2 separate regions of the Homo sapiens genome follow, and region 2 is linked to region 1. Evidence: chromatin contacts called from ENCODE Hi-C or POLR2A ChIA-PET data. All regions are on one chromosome and are shown on one strand. The core of a region is the stretch at or near the end of the contact, and the rest is flanking DNA. Distances in the headings are between cores, read along the strand shown. Region 1 holds the start of CTTN (cortactin). Region 2 overlaps SHANK2 (SH3 and multiple ankyrin repeat domains 2).

Region 1 (5,874 bases), core at 1,655-4,154:
AGAGACGGGGTTTCACCATGTTGGCCAGGCTGGTCTTGAACTCCTGACCTCAGGTGATCCACCTGCCTTGGCCTCCCAAAGTGCTGGGATTACAGGCATGAGCCACCGCGCCTGGCTGCTATATTTTCTTTACATGTTTTCTTGAATAAAATACATTTTCTTCAACCTAAAAGTTCATTTTTCCAATTTTAATAGAAATAAGAACATTTCCGTGGGCGCCCAAAGATATGTCCACAGCCTAATCCTCAGCACCTATGACTATGACCTCTTATGGCAAAAGGTGTGACACAGTGAGGGACTTGAGAGGAGGGGTTTGTGCTGGATCAATACAGTCACAGGGCTCCCTCTGAGATGGACACCACCGGCTATGCCTGCTTTTTTGACTAGATGATTTCATACCTCTGTAGAGGCAGAAATTAACCTTTAAAAAACAGGCAGCAATGTGGCCTGGCAATGTGGTGGCTCACACATGTAATCCCAGTGCAGGAGGGTCACTTGAGCACAGGAGTTCGAGACCAGCATTAGCAACACAGCAGGACCCAGTATCTACAAAAATATTAAAAAATTAGAGGCCGGGCATGGTGGCTCACGCCTGTAATCCCAGCACTTTGGGAGGCCGAGGCGGGAGGATCACCTGAGGTCGGGAGTTCGAGACCAGCCTGACCAACATGGAGAAACCCTGTCTCTACTGAAAATACAAAATTAGCCAGGCAAAGTGACGCACGCCTGTAATCCCAGCTACTCGGGAGGCTGAGGCAGGAGAATTGCTTGAACCCGAGAGGCAGAGGTTGCAGTGAGCTGAGATGGCGCCATTGCACTCCAGCCTGGGCAACAAGAGGGGAACTCCATCTCAAAAAAAAAAAAATTAGCTGAGTGTGGTGGCACGTGCCTGTAGTTCCAGCTACAGCTACTTGGGAGGCTGAGGTGGGAGGATCACTTGAGCCCAGGAGATCGAGGCTGCAGTGAGCCTTGATTGCACCACTGCACTCCAGCCCCTGTCTCTAAAGATTAAACAAACAAACAAAAAAAAACAGTCAGCAATGTAAAAAAAAAAATTTTTTTTTTCAGAGATGGGGTCTATATTGCCCAGGCTGGTCTTGAACTCCTGGGCTCAAGCAATCCTCTGGCCTTGCCGCTCAAAGTGCTGGTATTACAAGCCTGGCCAACAATCCTTGTGCACAGAAAATGCAAATTAGCTGTGTCCAGTTAAATGCAATTGACCTTTGCACTAGAGATAGAGCAGTTTTTGCAAATTCATTTCAGCATTCGTCTTCCGTTTTTTTTTTTTTTGACACAGGGTTTCTGTTGCCCGTGCCGGAGCGGTCCTTTTGCCTCAGCCTCCAGAATAGCTGGGACCACAGGTAAACGTCACCATGCCTGGCTAATTTTTTTCTTAAAAAAAATTTTTTTTTTTTGGTAGAGACAGGGTCTTGCCATGCTGCCCAGGCTGGTCTCAAATTCCTGACCTCCAGCAATCCTCCTGCCTTGGCCTCCCAAAGTGTTGGGATTACAGGCGCGAGGCACTGCATCTGGCCAAATTCTTTAAACAATTTGTAACAACTTATGATGTATTCATTATCGAGTTAAATAAAATATTTGACGTGTTCATTTTATATGTGTATGAAGGTCATGATTTTACCTTTAAAAAAATGGTCAACACCTGACATTTCCTTCCGCCACCCGCACTTCCAATTCATCCTCACATCTGACAGTTTAGCTTTCTAAATGCCTCTTGCATCTATCCACTTCTCCCCATCTTACCTGCCACCAGCGGTCTGCCCGAATTGGCTACATTAGGCTCTACCTGGCCCTTCTCCCATCCATCTTCCACACAGCAGCCAGAGTGATCTCATTACAATTCAAACTTCATTATGTCTTATTTATTTATTTAGCGATGGCGGGCGGGGGCGAGGGTCTCACTATGCTGACCAGGCTGGTCTCGAACTCCTGGCCTTAGGCGATCCTCCCATGTCAGCCTCCCAAAGTGTTATGATTACAGGCGTGGGCCACTGCGCCTGGCCCAAACTTCATGATGTCTCTTATCAGCTTAACTTCCTCCGAGGACTTCCCGTGTCTCCCAGAATAAAGACCGAGGTCTTCGCTGTGCTCTATCGGCCTCTGCATGACCTGGCCCCTCTCACACCACAGCTCCGCTGCACCACTAGCCCTCTACCATGCTGAGCTGAGCCTCCTCCAGTTCCCCTGCTGCAAGACCGTTCCTGCCTTGGGACCTCTGTTGGCCCTGCTGTTGGAACCTGCTGTTGGCCTGCCTGGAAAATTCTTCCCTCCTTACCTTGTTTACTCTTATAGGGCCTTCACATCTTGGCTAACATGTGAATCGCCCAAAGAAACCTCTGGTCTCCCAGGGGTTCAGGTCCTACCGTCTCCCCAATACGATGTTATGAAACTCTCACTTCTTGGCATTTATCTCATTTCCCAGGTGAGTACCCATGTGGTTTAACGCTTGACTCACCTTCTAGGCTGCTATGTCCCTGTGGCCGGGGCTCGCGTCCCTGGCACGCATGTGGCCCTTTCTTGGAGGGGAGGTGCATGGTGAGCGGACGAGGACGGCTGAGGGCGCGCGCGGAGGGAGGATGGAGAGATGAAGAGGCTCCCCGCTCCCGGACTCAGGGCACGTGCGTCTCCTCGGCTGGCTTCCTTCCCCCGGCCCCGGGCAGCGCCGCGGATCCTGAGACCCCGCCGCGGGCTGTGTGCTGCTCAGCGCCCATCCTCTGCGCGCGCAACGCTACTTCCGGGCGAGCTCTGCAGACTCGCCACAGGCCGGGCTAGCGCTTAGCCAGCTGCGGGCGGACCCCCGGGACTCTTGCGGGCCAAGACGCGGGAGGAGGCGGGGCAGGGGGCGGGGTCGCGCGGGGACCCGGATGCGGCCCCGCCCCCGCCCTCGGAACCGGAAGTAGAGCCTGGTGCCTGGGAGCGGCTGGCGCGGCGGAATCCAGGGCCGACCCGGGCCGGACCGACCCCAGGCGGCGGTGAGCGAGCGCGGCGTCCGCCCGGGGTGCAGGCCGGGCTCTGCTTCTTCCCTCCTGTGGCGTCGCCTGGCCGCGAAAGGGGAAGGAAGCGGCGGCCGCAGCGGTCTCACCGCTCTTCCGCTTGCGGTTTCGGGGGCCGGGGCAGAGTGGCGAGGCTTTCCCGGCCTGGGGCGGGGCAGGGCGAGGGCCGGGGGTCCGCGAGGGCCACGAGGACGGGTCTGGGCCCAAGGAGGCCGGGCAGGGGGCAAGGGGGCACGGAGGGCTTGGGGCTGGGGTCCGCGGAGGAAGGTTAGAAAGGGGCCAAATTGGGGTATCAGCTCTGAGGGGAGGGTCCCTGGGCGCCGGGGGGCTCCAGGGCAGGAGAGGGGCCAGGCTGGGAGGGGTCTTGGGTCCGAGGGAATAGGAGAGGGGGATGGGCTCCGAGGGGGAGGGTATTAGGGCCCGAGGGAGAGGGGCTGGGCCTGTGGGGTTCGGGGGTCTGAGCGGAGGGGGCCGGGGTTCGAGGGGCCAAGGAAGGTGGGTGTGGGGGGTCTCAAGGAAAGGGCGAGGGGTCTGAGAGGGAGGTGTCTGGGTGCAGAGGGAAAGGGATGAGGTCCGAGGGGAGGAGATTGGGGTCTGACGGGAAGGGGTCCAGGCGCAGAGCTACTGGGATGGGGTCCGAGGGAAGGGAATTGGGGTTCGAGGGGAAGGGGTCGGGGCTCGGAGGAAAGGTATAGGGTCCGAGGGGAGGGGATTGGGGCTCCAGGGGAAGGGATCCAGGCGCAGGGAAAAGGGATGGGGTCCGCGGGGTCAAGGCGGTTGGGGTGCGCGACTTTGAGGGGCTCGCTGTGGGACGTGGCGGAGCAGCTGGGGATCCGCCCGGCCTGCACCTGAGCGGAGGTTTTGCAATCAGGTCAGTGGAGGCAGCGAGGCGCGGCTGCAGCTAGTCGTGAGGCTCTAAATTTGGAACCGTCCCTCCTTCGGGGTGTGTTTAAAATCACCAGAACGGTGCTTTGGGGCTTTCTGTTACGTTTCCATCACCTGGATAGTCTAAGGGATGCCTGATCCCTGAAGCTGGAAGGCCTTGGGTGAGAAGGGACAGGGCTTCCTCCCGCTGGAATCTGTGGACGTTTGGGGCCCCTTGGGGAGGAATTCATTTTCTGCTGAAGGAAGCTCCGGAGGCATCCGGTGAGCGCTCCCTGGAATCCCATGCGCTCCCTTTGGGCTCAGTGTTGACTTGGCTGCGCAGGCTCTGTCGGGGGGACTTCACCCACTAGGTCCTTCAGGCATGATCCAGCCCTCAAGCCCGGCCGGGCCCAAGGCCGTGGCGCAGGAGGGGCTGGCCGCCTGCCCCTGTCTCCATTCACGTGTTTGACCGTGTGGGTGAGTCACTGGCTCCAGAGCACTGAGTCAGTCCTGTTTCTCCTCTGGTTAGAGAAGTATTCGCCAGATACTCAAGGAACAAGGAAGAGTCTTTTAAGTGGGACTCAATAAAAAGTTGGGGAGGCAGGGTTGTTTTGATATTAGGTCCCCTAGAACTAGAAGCTAACCTTCTGCTATATCTTACTGAAAAGAAATTTCTTTTGACCTGGGGCAGGGGTGCGGTGGCTCACACCTGTAATCCCTGCACTTTGGGAGGTCAAGGTGAGAGGATCGTTTGAGGCCAGGAGTTCCAGACTAGCCTGGGCAACACAGGGAGACCTTGTGTCTACAAAAAAAGAAATTCGCTGGGCATGTTGGCTTGCACCTGTTGTCCTAGCTACTTGGGGCGCTGAGGCAGAGGATCTCAAGCCCAGGAGTTGGAGGCTGCATTGAGCTCGATCGCACCACTGTACTCCAGCCTGGGTGACAGAGCGAGACCCTGTCACCCAGGCTGGAGTGCAGAGGCTCTTCACAGGTGCCATCTAGCACACTGCAACCTTGAACTGCTGGCCTTAAGCGATCCTCCCACCTCAGCCTCCCAAGTAGCTGGGACTGCAGGCCCAGCTAAAGCTGACTTTTAATTGTAGCATTTTGATGGACTTGTTTTTAAAACACTTTTAAAATGACAGCACACATAATCGGCAATTCAGATCTTCAGTCTGTGCCACGCAGTAGGTGCTCAGAAAAGGTGTCCTGAGAGTGTGAATTGCTGTGAGCGCTGGTTGCTGCCTTGTGTTGCAGTATTCCCATGGCCTGGGCCAGCCAAGAGCAGGGGACTGTGCTCCAGGAGCAGGCTTGGCTTTCACTGTGGCCCAGGCCCACCCCATCTGCTCACGCACTGCTTTGAGTAAACGGAGTAAATGTTGGGGGCGGGGTTTCCCTTGAGTAAGTGTGGTGTAGGGAGTGTGCCTGTGATGGTGATTTTGGCTACGCAAGTGTCTGTTTCCTTTCTCCTCCTGCTCTGCCATAGATGCTGAGGCTAATGGAAAGCTGATGGTGGACGGATGGTTCTGTCCTGTCATTTAAAACATTCTTCTGCCAGGCTCGGTGGCTCACACCTGTAATCTCAGCACTTTGGGAGGCTAAGGGCAGGTGGATTGCTTGAGCCCAGGAGTTTCGAGATCAGCCTAGGCAACATGGGGAAACCCCATCTCTGTTAAAAATAGAAAAATTGGCCGGGTATGGTGGCTCACACCTGTAATCCCAGCACTTTGGGAGGCTGAGGTGGGCAGATCACGAGGTCAGGAGATTGACACCATCCTGGCTAACACAGTGAAACACCGTCTCTACTAAAAAAAAAAATACAAAAAATTAGCCGGGCGTGGTGGTATATGCCTGTAGTCCCAGCCACTCAGGAGGCTGAGGCACCAGAATCGCTTGAACCTGCGAAGTGGAGGTTGCAGTGAGCCGAGATCACACTATTGCACTCCAGCCTGGGCAAAAGACTGAGACTCCATCTCAAAAGAAAAAAGAAAAAGAAAAA
Region 2 (5,641 bases), core at 1,693-4,192, 84 kb after region 1:
GGATAATACTGCAGAGAGCCCAGTAGGGACTGGAGGCCTTGGGAAGGGGAGGCAGGTACCGTGAGGCAGCAGGCGCAGGGGCCTCGGGAGGAAAACTCGCCTGAGCTCACATCCCAGGTAGCCTGAACTCCCTCAGGGGCCTCTGGGACCTGGAGTTTCACAGGACAAATCTCCCTGAAGCCCATCCATCCCATGGGGAAGCGAAGGCCAATCTCGAGGTCCCTTCTGGACCCCACCCACTGCAAAGGGCTGGCGACCTAGAGGGGACTCTGGGGAACTCTTATAGGCCATGCACCCTAACAGAAGCCATGGGGGACCCCCACAAGCACACACTCACTGCTCTGTTGCCCCCACATACAGAGCAAATGTGAAGCTGACCTCTGCCATGGAAGCGATGGTAAAGAACATCAGATTTATCTGGCTTTACTATCGGCGCCTGGTATGTGTCAGTATCTCTCAATAAAGCTGGAGGGCACATGACACCTGGGGCTCCTGGGTCATAGCAAGTTTGTTTTGGGTCAAAGCATATAAGTCAGGCAAGCTGCTGTGTTCTCCTGGGTTCCTTAGGCACTTAGCCCTTGAGTCTCCCTGCTTGTCTCCAGAATGCAGGCCCTACACTCCCACAGCAGCCTCCCTGTGCCACCAGTGCATTCACCTGATCACACAGCTGCCTGGGCCATCTTCAGGAAACAAAGTCTGGTCATGCCAAGACTTTGCTGAAGCCCTCTGAAGGCAGCCATATCTGGAACTCCATTCAGCTCATGCCCATTACCTGCAAGCCTCTTGTGACCTGGCCCTGCCCAGCCCTCCTCATCTGGCCATGGTTTCATGAGCACAGAAGGCACTTTCTGGCCTCAGGGCCTTGTACTCTCTGTCCCGTGCCTGGGATGCTCCACTCCTGGTTTTCTGCAAGGTTGGCTCCTTTTTAAATTTCTGGTCATTCAAATGTCATTTCCTTGCAGAGTGTCAGTCCCTTTCTGCACATGCTCACTGTAACCTGCTAGGGCATCCTAGTCCGCCCTTTCTGCATGTGGTCAGGGTTAACCTGCTGGTGTCCCGTGGCTCTCTTCTGCACGTGGTTATTTTTACCTGCTGGTGCATCACAGCCCCTTTCTGCACTGGTCACTAACCTATTAGCATGTTGTGGCTCCTTTGTGGCATTTGTCACAGTTTGGGTTTGTCTTATTATTTGTTGTCCATTTCTCCCCTCGAGAATTTGAGCTCCCCAAAGGGAGGGGCATCTGGAATGTTTTCTTGTTCAGTGATAAATCCTGGGCACAGCATGGCACCTGGCACATAAAGGCAATCCCTAACTTTGTTGAGTGAATGATTAGTGACGGAATTGCTGCCCCATTCTGAGGGTCCAGGCATCCTTGTTGGTGTATTCCTCGTTACTCTCTAGCCTCAGCCTGGCACTAGGCTTATAGAAAGTAGCTCAGTGAACTCCTGACTGGTGAATTCAGGAGACAGTGGGGCTGGGCCATGATTCCAAGTCTGAGTGTCCAGTCAGTCTCCTAGGCCTGCACCTGAGGAGCTTCCGGCTCTGAGCTTTTGCAGCCCCAGGCTCCTGTGCTGGGACCCCCAGCGTGCAGCACTGTCAGGCCTCTGGGCTGGCAGCTGTTGTCTTGGCATTCTGCTGAGGAGGGACCACTGACTCTTCACAGAGACACACTCACTCTTCCTTCCCCAAACCAGTTTCCTTCACTTTGATCCAGTTTGAGATCAAAGATGAGACTACCTCCTGGAATAATCAGGCCAGGTGGTCCTGGAACACTTTTCTTAGAACTGACGCCTCCATTCTTGGCAGGGTGTTTTCAGATCACCCTGGGAGATGCCTCTAATATGATGTACTTTTTTCTCTTTTAACATTATGTACTAAAGAGAACTACTTCATCATCTTCCTTTCGTCGGCGTATTTGTAATTAAGACGCCTGCAAATTCCATGTCATCCTTGATTTCAGGGAAGAGCTTTGAGCATCAGAGACTCATTCACGGCTAAAGTTAAATCAAACATACCCAAGGAAAACAAGGATCTAGTTGTTTAATCTTCAGCTGCTTCCTTTGATCCCATCCTGGATTCTTGCAAGAAGTGAAAAGAAAGGAAGAATCCAAGGATGAGAGGAACTTTAAAAGGGTCAAGTTCAGCTGAGGTTTCTGCCCATTTCATGAATGAACATTTGAGGAACAGCTCTAAAAATTGTCCCTTTCTTGGGCAGTCAAAACTTGTTTCTATGGAAATGGGATTTTTACACCACTGCTTATCTGTCATTTCAAAAAGCATGGCTGGTTTTCAATTTTCCCTAGAAAAACTCATTTCTTTTTCCTCGGTAGGAATTCCCTTCATCCAATTTCGTGCCTCATTTTGCCCAGGGCCATTCACAGCTCTTAATTTTTAGATGCATTTAAAGGTGGTGGTGAGTCGCCCAGGCGGTGAACTCAGGTGAGAGTTCTTAAGGCTCCCTCTGATCCTCAGATGATCAAATGCCCAGGGCCCATCAGTGAAGACCACGCCCAGCAAAGGAGACATGCTGAGAGATAGGTCTGTGGCTGAGAGGAGACAGCCCTCACGGCAAGGGGGACAGCTCTGGTGCCCTGGCAACTCCGTCCTGGACCCCCCCCCAGTGGTGGTTCTGACTGCCCCCCACTTGTCCTTGTCAGTGTGTCCCGTGGCCGTGGCGCACCTCCATGGGGGCTTTGTCCCAAGTGCTCAGCCTGGTGAGGTTATTAGATCCGAGAAGCAAGGGCGAGGGAGAGGATTGAGCCTAGTTTAGTGCCTACAGTGAATGCTCTTCATCTTTGTCCTCTGGCCTCAGGCCATCCTGTTTCTAGTCCAACTCTGAGTGTAAAGTGTAACCCTTGGCCGGGAGCAAGAAGGGAACAGACATGGCCTCTGGGAGCTTGGCAGTGCCAGTGAACCCCTAGTGACTAAGCCTGCTGTTATCGGCCGCAGGGTGACCTCCTAGTGACTAAGCCTGCTATTAGCCTCTTGCTGACCAAAGAGCTTGGCCTAAGGACAGTCAGAGGCCTGAGAGCAGCCCCGCCCGCGGCAGTCTCAGCCTTGCAGGTGTTCGGTTTGCCAGTTGGTCATTCCTTCCAAGGCAGTCCCTGGCTCCCACAAGGTGAGGAGTCAAACCCTGAGCCAGCTCCATGGGTTGGAGGTCTAGTTCCGCGTCTTCCTGTGAAGTAGCCTCGGCTCAGTAGCTTCACCGCCCTGCCTTCTGCTTCCTTGTTCACACAGTGGGAAAAATTACAGGCCCTGGCTCAGGGGTGCCGTGGAATGTAGTGCCTGGCGTTTGGTGAATGCTTTGTGTCATAGGTGTGGGCTCCTGTTCTTACTGTAAGAGAGCCGGGCTATAAATAACAGGACAGCTGGGAGGCGGCCGTTCTTGGCACTCACGCGTGGGTCGGCGGTGGTATGCAGCTGCTCTCCTTCAGAGTACAGCAGGATTCTGCCCTATGAAGTCTGCTTTGAGCCAGCCCCCTCTCAGGGTCCCCCTGGAGAAATGCAGGGCAGAGAAACCCTAGAGACGCTGCAAGTTGGGGTCCCACTCCCCTGTGGGCACCCCAGGAGCTGGCCCAGCCTGAAGACGAGTAGAGGGGATGAGCTGTCCAGCTGCCACTCAGGGAGAGGTCTCCATGGACGGGGTCCCTGGACTCCCCGAGTGGAGTGCTCAGGGGAGCACAGCTTGGTGCAGGATGCCCTGCTGACCTGAACAGTGGATTCCTTCCTCCAGCCCTAGAGCCATTCCCTTCCAGCTCCTTCCTTACTGCAGACATTGCTTACAAGGGGAAGTGAGAGTCAGGAAACCCCAGCCTGTGTCCCAGCTCTGCCTCCTGCTGGCTGTGTATGTGGACAAGCCACTTATCCTCTGAAAAATGGGTGTGACTCATACCTGCTCCCCAGTTGTCATAAAAATTACCCACCCATGAGAAAGTGTTTTGTAAAAATGTGAAACACTAAGATAAGGCCTCTTTAATTATTGCTTCCACATAGAGTAATGACGGAAGAGCCACATTAGTATGTAATGGGGAAGGGTTAAACTAGTCAGTTTTTCAGATTTTTGGCCCAGTGCAGTGACTCATGCCTGCAATCCCAGCACTTTGGGAGGCTGAGGTGAGTGGTTCGTTTGAGCCCAGGAGTTCGAGACCAGCCTGGGACACATGGTGAGACCTCATCTCTACCAAAAAAAAAAAAAAAAAAAAAAAAAATAGCTGGGTGTGGTGGCATGCGTCTATTGTCCTAGCTACTCAGGAGGCTAGGTGAGGTGTGAGGATTGCTTAAGCCCAGGAGGTCTAGGCTGCAAGGCTGCAATGAGCCGTGATCACGTCACAGCACTCCAGCCTGAGCGGCAAAGCAACACCCTTTCTCAAAATTCCTGGAGGCTGTTGAGTGTACTTGTAGGTGTATACGTACATAATTCTTAGACTTTCTCCTTGACTGGAGGCACTGTCTGAATGTCTGCAGTGTAACTGTGCTTCTCTATACCAATGCCAGCCTATCGATACTCCTTTAGAGTAATAGATGACATCCAAGTCATTTATTTACATCCACACTGAAAAATAACTGGGAAAATTGGGGCTCTCAGTCTGCATCTTGAGCCCCAGCTGTATGTGATGTCACTGATTAATGCACTGAGTGGCTTAAATCAAATGCCTGCCCAGCAGGGGTATGGAGAGAGGCTTCATTAGTCAAAATGATGAAACCCAAGATCAAATATCAGTGGGAGAGACTGAAGATGCTGCCACCTGGGGAACAGCAAAATGGTGCACACCACAGGGAAGGAGAACCAAGAACCATAAGCCATCACGGGAGCCAATGGGGCTCCCCAAAGCCACAGACTGCTGAGCCCTGATACGGTTTGGATCTGTGTTCCCACCCAAATCTCATATGTGAAATTGTAGTCTCCAGTGTTGGAGGAGGTGCCTGGTGGGAGGTGATCAGATCATGGTGGGGGAGTTCTCATGAACGGTTTAGCACCATCTTCCCTGGCTACTGTACATAGTGAGCTCTCATGAGATCAGGTTGTTTAAATAGACTGTGGTACCTCCCCCGACTCCCTCTTGCTCCCCCTTTGGTGATCACTGAAAGTTTCTTGAGGCTTCTCCAGAAGCCAAGCAGAAGCCAACATCATGCTTCCCATATAGCCTGCAGAACTCGAGCCAATTAAACCTCATTTTTTTATAAATTACCCAGTCTCAGCTATTTCTTTATAGCAGTGCAAGAATGATCAAATATAGGCTCCTTCCAGACAGCCTCAGATAGAGCCCTCTGGTTGCGTCTAGAAATGACTCCTGACTTATTCTACGTTCAGTTCCAATGGAAATAATGTAAACCCTGCACAATACTGTGAAGGGCTGACATGGACACAGCTAGAGGCTTCTGCCCCTGGGACAGGATGGGCTGGCAGGGAAGAATGTACTGCACTTAGAGTTCACCAGTACAGCCATGACCCTGTGCCTCCCAAGCCCGCAAACCTGGTAGTGATGGGAGGGGAAGAAGAACCCACACGTGTATTCAGACACCTGCACCCACCGCCCACCCACTCGCTGCCCTCTTGGGGCAGCTAGTCTCCTGCAACCAACTCGAAGCTTGGTTTGGGCTTTGGCGAGGCTCTAAACGGCCTTCTAGGTGGTCCTGGCA

What was found. Hi-C counts contacts between places; a loop is a spot of excess contacts on that map. ChIA-PET counts read pairs that join two places held with the same protein, here RNA polymerase II (POLR2A). Pooled maps may share reads with other maps.
Region 2: a pooled map shows a loop between it and region 1 (3-fold over the local background). The contact joins the enhancer-like site here to the promoter of CTTN in region 1. A Hi-C loop is called at or near these places in 12 of 37 single-sample maps with no recorded cell type and 5 of 50 pooled maps. POLR2A ChIA-PET finds 5 or more read pairs at or near these places in 1 of 52 experiments (PC-9).

What each region holds. Positions count from the first base shown.
Region 1 is chr11:70,395,625-70,401,498 of GRCh38, forward strand. It overlaps CTTN (cortactin), which reads left to right and starts at 2,905. Exons shown (of 18, transcript NM_005231.4): 1 at 2,905-2,990. It overlaps CTTN-DT (CTTN divergent transcript), which reads right to left and starts at 2,838. Exons shown (of 3, transcript NR_186321.1): 1 at 2,474-2,838. RefSeq lists silencers at 1,235-1,423, 2,521-2,570, 2,671-3,180, 3,762-3,831 and enhancers at 2,201-2,270, 5,119-5,413.
Region 2 is chr11:70,479,354-70,484,994 of GRCh38, forward strand. The region is part of intron 25 of SHANK2 (SH3 and multiple ankyrin repeat domains 2); the gene reads right to left. Among named protein-coding and RNA genes, the nearest start is that of CTTN, 84 kb to the left of the region's middle. Within about 2 kb of position 2,943, at least 13 of the 41 ENCODE cell types and tissues checked have a DNase peak (open chromatin) inside an H3K27ac peak, as active enhancers do; they include PC-9, where a contact is called at or near this core.